Linked DNA regions of Homo sapiens: region 2 is linked to region 1. The links are chromatin contacts, found by Hi-C in ENCODE. All regions are on one chromosome and are shown on one strand. Each heading gives the region's core, a stretch centred on a gene start or an enhancer-like site at or near the end of the contact. The rest is flanking DNA. Distances are from core to core; before and after follow the strand shown. Region 1 has its middle 40 kb from the start of MIR4642. Region 2 overlaps CYP39A1 (cytochrome P450 family 39 subfamily A member 1).

Evidence for each region. Hi-C counts contacts between places; a loop is a spot of excess contacts on that map. Pooled maps may share reads with other maps.
Region 2: a loop to region 1 is called in a map of CD4-positive, alpha-beta T cell, with 18 times the contacts of the local background. The contact joins two enhancer-like sites. A Hi-C loop is called at or near these places in 3 of 168 maps with a recorded cell type or tissue (CD4-positive, alpha-beta T cell and CD8-positive, alpha-beta T cell) and 8 of 50 pooled maps.

The regions. Positions count from the first base shown.
Region 1 is chr6:44,473,691-44,477,326 of GRCh38, forward strand. No RefSeq gene overlaps it. Among named protein-coding and RNA genes, the nearest start is that of MIR4642, 40 kb to the left of the region's middle. RefSeq lists an enhancer at 1,749-2,279. Within about 2 kb of position 2,166, at least 3 of the 41 ENCODE cell types and tissues checked have a DNase peak (open chromatin) inside an H3K27ac peak, as active enhancers do.
Region 2 is chr6:46,627,362-46,630,636 of GRCh38, forward strand. The region is part of intron 6 of CYP39A1 (cytochrome P450 family 39 subfamily A member 1); the gene reads right to left. Among named protein-coding and RNA genes, the nearest start is that of CYP39A1, 24 kb to the right of the region's middle. Within about 2 kb of position 1,777, at least 2 of the 41 ENCODE cell types and tissues checked have a DNase peak (open chromatin) inside an H3K27ac peak, as active enhancers do.

The sequences.
Region 1 (3,636 bases), core at 916-3,415:
ACCCCTGAATGGTGCTCTTTCCACCAGGACCTCACTGAAATCTAGGTGCTGTTCCCCAAATGGAACATTTTAATTACTGCTGCCGATGACACGTTTTATATCTGCTAGTTGTTATAAATGCAAATATAGAGAAATAGGAAGTAAAAGATCCAAGTGTCATTTCCCCTACTCCTGGCAACCGCAGTTGGCCCCCAACCCAAGATGAACACAGTTGGATATGTTGGGGTGTCTCTTTTGGACATTCTCATATGCATACAAGCTGTCTGGGCCTGTACCCTGGCTGCCTCCTCCACCGTACTCTCTGCGCAGAAGCTGACCGGTGTGCACTGCATCAAAGGGCTCAGCCTCTGCAAGGGACAGGAGGTGTGGCTAGGATATTCCTGTCGCTGGCTCCCTCTGTGCCAGGTCAGACCTTGTGGTCAGAGGGATGGTGGCAAACTCCGTTGTCAGAGGGATGGTGGCAGACCCCGTTGTCAGAGGGCTGGTGGCAGACCCCGTGGTCAGAAGGCTGGTGGCAGATCCTGGGGTCAGAGGGCTGGTGGCAGACCCCGGGGTCAGAGGGCTGGTGGCAGACCCCGGGGTCAGAGGGCTGGTGGCAGACCCCGTGGTCAGAAGGCTGGTGGCAGATCCTGGTGTCAGAGGGCTGGTGGCAGACCCCGGGGTCAGAGGGCTGGTGGCAGATCCTGGGGTCAGAGGGCTGGCGGCAGCCCTCATGGTCAGGGGACTAGTCGCAGCAGCCCTCATGGTCAGGGGACTAGTGGCGGCCCTCTGCTGGGAGTCGTAGCTCCTGTCAGGTGGCCCCTTCACACATTTTCCCTCTCTGGATTCCCATAATGACCTCTTCCCTTTACCCTTCAGCCCTGCGGATGGTTACTGGCCCTTCTTCCCTTGTTGATTTCCTTAAACCCTATAAGTAAACTCTTTTCAAGTCACCTCACCCCATGTTTTTCAGAATCTTGACTGAGAATAAGCACATATATTGTTTTGTAATCTGTGTGTGTGTGTGTGTGTGTGTGTGTGTGTAAAAAGGAGTTATTATATATAAATATCCTGTAAAGTCATGAAGTCCTGGGGGCCTCAGATAAACCCTTAGAAGGATGTTACTGCATCACCCCGTTATTGATTAGGAAACAGAGGCTCAGAGAGGGTGAGTAATCTGCTCACAGTCACCAAATAAACAGAGGAGTGGCCATTCTAAGGCCAGTGTGCTATTTTACAGCATTCCAGTGGGTGGGTATAGATTATTCATGTAATCAGTCCCCCTATGGATAAACATTTAATGTTGTATTCAGTTTTTCTCCTTGATATCAAGGCATCCCCAAACACAATACATGATTTCTTCTGGAAGCCTGAAGCAGGCACAGAGCAGTGGGAGGCACAGAGGGTGAGGCTGAGCCAGCTGTCAGATCTGGGACAAGCCGTTCTGCTTCTCTCAGCCTCGATTTCCCCAGATGTCTACTAGGAAGAGCATAGACCTTTGGACTTTGAGGCATGTGAGAGCCTGAGATTCTGCTGAGGCCTCGTTTTTAAATAGCTGCTCGTCTGAGGCTGGAGTGTGGGCAGTGATCAGCTGGCTACCAGGGAGGTGGCTGACGACAGGGTCCCCTTGTCCCCATAAGACTTTTATGGTACCACCTTTCAGGCATGTCCCATCCTGCTCATGAGCTGCAGAGACATTTGCTTCTGGAGGAAGCACTGAAGAGAAAACCAGCTATTAGTACTAGGATTGAAACAAAGAGAAAATGAAGATTCTGAGAAAGTGACTGTTCTTAGAATCAAGAAGTGTTATGGGGGAAACGATGTGTTCTTGGAGCATTTAGGGGAGGAAATAGGTAAATCCAGGAGAGGGTGCTTGCCACTGCAAGCTGGTCTAGCTCCCTGCACCCTCAGCTCTGTCCAGGAACCCTCTTCCTCCAAGTTCTTGAAGGCTGTGCGGGGCCCAGGCTCCAAAGAGGACAGATGCAGAGGCCACTTGTCCTCCCCTCCCCAAGGACCCAGAGCCCGCAGCTCCAGCAGCATCTCCAGCCAGCTGCCTGTCTGTAGCCGACGCCCCCCAGGGCTGCAGGGTTGGGCGAACTGGCCTCTCCTGTGCGGCTGACCAGGTCCCCCGAGCTTCCTTAGGGTTGCAGGCAAGGAGGCTCCCGCAGGGAATCTGGAGCAAGGTGCATCCGGCGGCCAGCAGGTGTCACTGCTGCCCCAGAGACGGCCGGCCACGGGCTGTGGCGACACGGTGAGCTGGAACAAACCGCTTTGTTCCTGCTTCACAGGCTTTACCTTACAGCAGGGTTAGGAGCCTGTTTACCTGCACTTCTGCCCAAGGAAAGGAGTAAAAGCCCTTCTCCTCCTTCCCTCCAGAGGACCCCATGGAGGCCTGCTGGGCTGCGCCCCCCTCACTGGCCTGGCCAGGGCGTGTGGGAGCACCCAGCAGCTGGGGCTCCTGGGCACCCACTGCCTGCCGGGCTTTGCCCTGGGAGCTGTGGGGCCCACAGCCCTATGGACTTCATACTTCTGCAGGGGCATGGGGCAACTTGAAGGGGTGTTGGTAGGTGTTACAAAGCGAGGCCCAGCCTGGGTCTGGCACGGTGAATCCTCCTTCCTGGCCGCCTCTCCTCACTCCGAAGGCTTCGCGGATGGTCTTGCTCCAGGTTGTCAGTTGCTCCTCTGAGTGGTGGGTGAAGAGGAAGCGGCTCCCGTGTGTGGGGCTGTAGGCGGACCAGCTGTTCTAGTTTGCTCATCACTGAGGAGTTCCTGGATGCACAGCTTTGGTGCTAAACTCAGAAAATCCTGGGCAACCCAACGAGTTGGTCATTCGGGCCAGGTACCAGCCACTTTTCAGACATCACTTTGCCTAACGCACATTGTTGGTCGTGTTGTCTCCCCATTGTAAAGAGAAACTAAGGTTGGAAAAGGCTAAACAAGCTGCCCAAACTCTCTGGATGGGGAGGGAAGAGTGGACATTTGAATTTAGGACCACCTGACCTGTGCTGTTTCTCCTGGATGCCTCTGAGGTTGAGAGATGAGAAGTGGCATTCACAGGCGTGAATCCGTGATGCCCAAATGGTAGGCAGCTGTGGGCCACGGGCATGGACAATTATGCTGTGTGCTGTGGTGGTCGCCTGAACTGGGGCAGCAGCCCAGGAGTCCCTTGAGGGCATGGAGGTCTGAGGGGAGCAGCGCATCAGAAACAAGGGTGTGGGGACTTTTAGGACCCCATGGTCAGAGCACAGGTAGCAGAAAAGCACACACTGGGCCAGGCCGAGGGGGCACAGCCAGGCTGACAGGGCCTGGAAGGGAGATACCACCGCCAAGAAGGTCCCGATACCTGCACGTGCCTCCTCCACAGCCCAGACGCTTATCTAAAATATCTTTTAGGACAAGAACCAAACCCCTAAGCCTGGTGAGCCGAGGACCTGGCGGTGTCTGGCTGGCCGGGGTGGGGGCTATGTAGGCAGAAGCAGATGCTGGTGGAAGTTCACCCAGGCCCCCTTTGCCAGGTGGCCAGGGACAGCATCGGCCACTTCCACAGGGGGCCATGAAATGGTGTCAGCTTCTGACAGATGCTGGATGGACATTCAGCCTAAGCATGGAAGCCAAAATGAAAGAATTCGCCAGGTCCTCAATTCATTGGGTAAAATC
Region 2 (3,275 bases), core at 527-3,026, 2.2 Mb after region 1:
TTAAATGACAAACATAAGCAATTTAGCTAAACTACAAATGGCTGTTACTTTTATTTATTTATTTTTTTTTTTTTTGAGACAGAGTCTCGCTCTGTTGCCTAGGCTGGAGTGCAGTGGCGCAATCTCGGCTCACTGCAAGCTCCGCCTCCTGGGTTCACACCATTCTTCTGCCTCAGCCTTCCGAGTAGCTGGGACTACAAACACCTGCCACCACGCATGGCTAATTTTTTGTATTTTTAGTAGAGACAGGGTTTCACCGTGTTAGCTAGGATGATCTCGATCTCCTGACCTTGTGATCCGCCCGCCTCAGCCTCCCGAAGTGCTGGTATTACAGGCGTGAGCCACTTTTTTTTAATGTCTCCTTTTTCCTTAACAGATTACAGTTTTTAAAATTTTTTCTATTTTTAAAAAAGCCAAAGTATTTTTAAAAGATAAAAAGGCATATAAAATAGTTAATAAAAGTTTATATGTATTACTACATCAATAAGCAAGAATAAGTGACTTTGAGGTCTTTGTGCACCCACATTTGGGAAAGGGGTTGAAAACTGCTCCCAACAGTACCAATTAGTATTTTGTAAAACAGTTCAAGTCCAAGGTCAGAGATGGGCAAGAAGAAGAAGGGCCACTCAGCTCACTGAACTGCAGAAGCAGCCACCATAATGTCATTCCATTGTTTTGGAGAGGTAAGAACAAATGAGAGAAAGGGCAAGGAGGAAAACTCTGTATCTTTGCTGTGTCAAAGAGAAGATGAATTGAGTGTGTTCTTTGGTACTGATTTATCTATTCAAAAAGAGATTTTGATGGAGTCTTCATACCATGCCAGAGAGTCTTCTACCGATCATGGTAAACACAAATATGTTGGGAGATAATTCCTGTCCAAAGTATTTTCACATTTAGTTGGGCATATGAATACATATTGGAGAAAAATGAACGAAATGTACAAGACAGTGAGAGAGCAAACACATGTTACAAAAAATAAATACTGTGGGAGTTGAGAGTGGGATGGGGTAGCAATTGCTACTGAAAGTATTTAGAAAGAATGTAAGAGATGCAGCAGATAAAAAAGGTAAAATGTCAGCTTTGTGATTGGTTTGGAGAAATCTTCTAAAAAAATCATTTGGCAGTCAGAAATTTCTTGGAACTTAGAAATGGTTTTCCCATAAAAATAATTTCATAAATTATAGTTAATATCTTGGGCCACAATGGAGCCTCCTAGTGACCCAGTGCCTAACCCATCTGAAGCCTGAGCTCTGAGTCCTATGGGCCTTGAGGCAGAGTACAAAGTAGGAGAGAGGAGATATAGATATACTCTGGGCTCCAGGAAAAGACAGGCCCCACCACCTACACCTCTGGTAGGGCTTCTGGTATTCTCAGCAGCAATAAAGGTCACTAAAGCAGAATAGCAGTGGATATTCCCACTCTGGGGCCTTTGAGCCATCAAATATTTGGAAGCCTATGTTCAGTATTAACGGGCCATTGAAAATAATGATTGACTGAAACTAGGGAGATAATTTTTGTAAGGGAAGAAAACTAGCATTTATTGAAGACCTATGCTGAACCAGGTGCTATTAGCCACAATCTATTTCTTACCAAAATAATCCTTACAACAACCCTTTAAGGTAGGTATAGCATTAATCCCATTTTACAGATAAGGGCACTGAGGCTTGGGCAGGTTAAACAATTGGCCCACTGTTACCCAGTGCTGGCAATTGGCTTTGGATCTGACTCTAAAGCCTCTCCAGGATCTCTGCCTGCTCACCAGGCTGCCTCTTGGAGGTGCCAACAAGAGCCAGTGAGATGGAATATTCTCTAATCATCAGACACTTTCTTTCTGAAATGAATGATTTAAATCCTTTCAGACCAGCGCCAAGAACAAATTCCAAAGAACCGACTTCCCCTGTGTCAGATCAATGGGGCTTTGTGTGTCTTTCTTCCGGGGGATGTTTCTAACAAGATATTGAAAAATAATTCTTTGACAGGAGTGCCTGTTTTGTTGCTACTTTGAGAGTTGTTTTGATGTTTGTTTCTCAATTTTGCTATAGCTTAATCAGTTTCCAAGAATATTATTTAAGGAAAAACCAGAGAAGAATATTATAGGTACATAAAGAAGGGGAAGGGTTTAGACTACTTTTACTTGACCATATCAGATGAAATGTATATTCCACTGGCTAACATACCTTTGAGAAAAGAGGCCAGAATTTCTATCCCTTCTCTTTATGCAGTAAATTTTTCAACAAGTTAAGGGAAACTAGAATATCATGACTGAGAAAGCCTTTAACAACCTAGGCCTTTATAAAAGTAAGGCTAAATAAATAATACTTAAAACATCTTCCTAATTTCTATCTGTTAGAAGAAAAAGGAAGAAAAATGCCCACACATATCATCATGGATAGGTTAAATCCTCCTGTTTAGTAGAAAACAAGTATATTTAAAAAGTTACCCTTTAATTTCAGATAATATAAGTAGCATCTTAGGCTAATGTGAGAACCTCCTGGCCCAGGAAACTGTTGGCACTGAACATGACGTGACAGACAAATCTCATGGCTCTAATCTAATGCAAGACAGATTTTAAAAGAAACAGTTTTTTAGCCGGGCCCAGTAGCTCACGCATGTAATCCCAGCTGCTCAGGAGGCTGAGGCAGGGGAATCGCTTGAACCCGGGAAGCAGAGGTTGCAGTGAGCCGAGATCACGCCATTGCACTCCAGCCTGGGTGATAGAATGAGACACCATCTCAAAAAAACAAAACAAAACAAAACAACAACAACAACAAAAAAACCCACAAAAAACAGTTTTTTAAGTCTTGCCTCTCTTTAGAAGTGTTGAAAGTTCCAATTTCACCAGCACCATTCATGCGGAAGCTTGTAGGACCATAATGCTAAGCAATGCAAACAGGAATGGCACACAGAAGGAGAATGGGTACAAATGGAGAGAAAGAGCTAATATTCATTGATACCAGCTAGGCTTATCTTATTAAATCCTCATAACAACTTTGTAGAGAAATGAGAATTACCATTTATTGAGCACCCAAGTTCTAAGACCACAGTGGGAGGTTCACATACATTATCCCTTTTTTTACCCTTATTAGGTAAAATAGTACATTATCTCTTATTAGGAAATGGAGGCACAGAAAATTTAAATTACCACCATGACAGTCTACAACTACAAATTGGGATGTCTGGATCCAAGCCCAAGTTACCTGAAACTATCCATTTACTTACTCTTTCCAATAAAAGCATGTGGCCAATCCCTATTCATCTTTTCAATACCAATACTG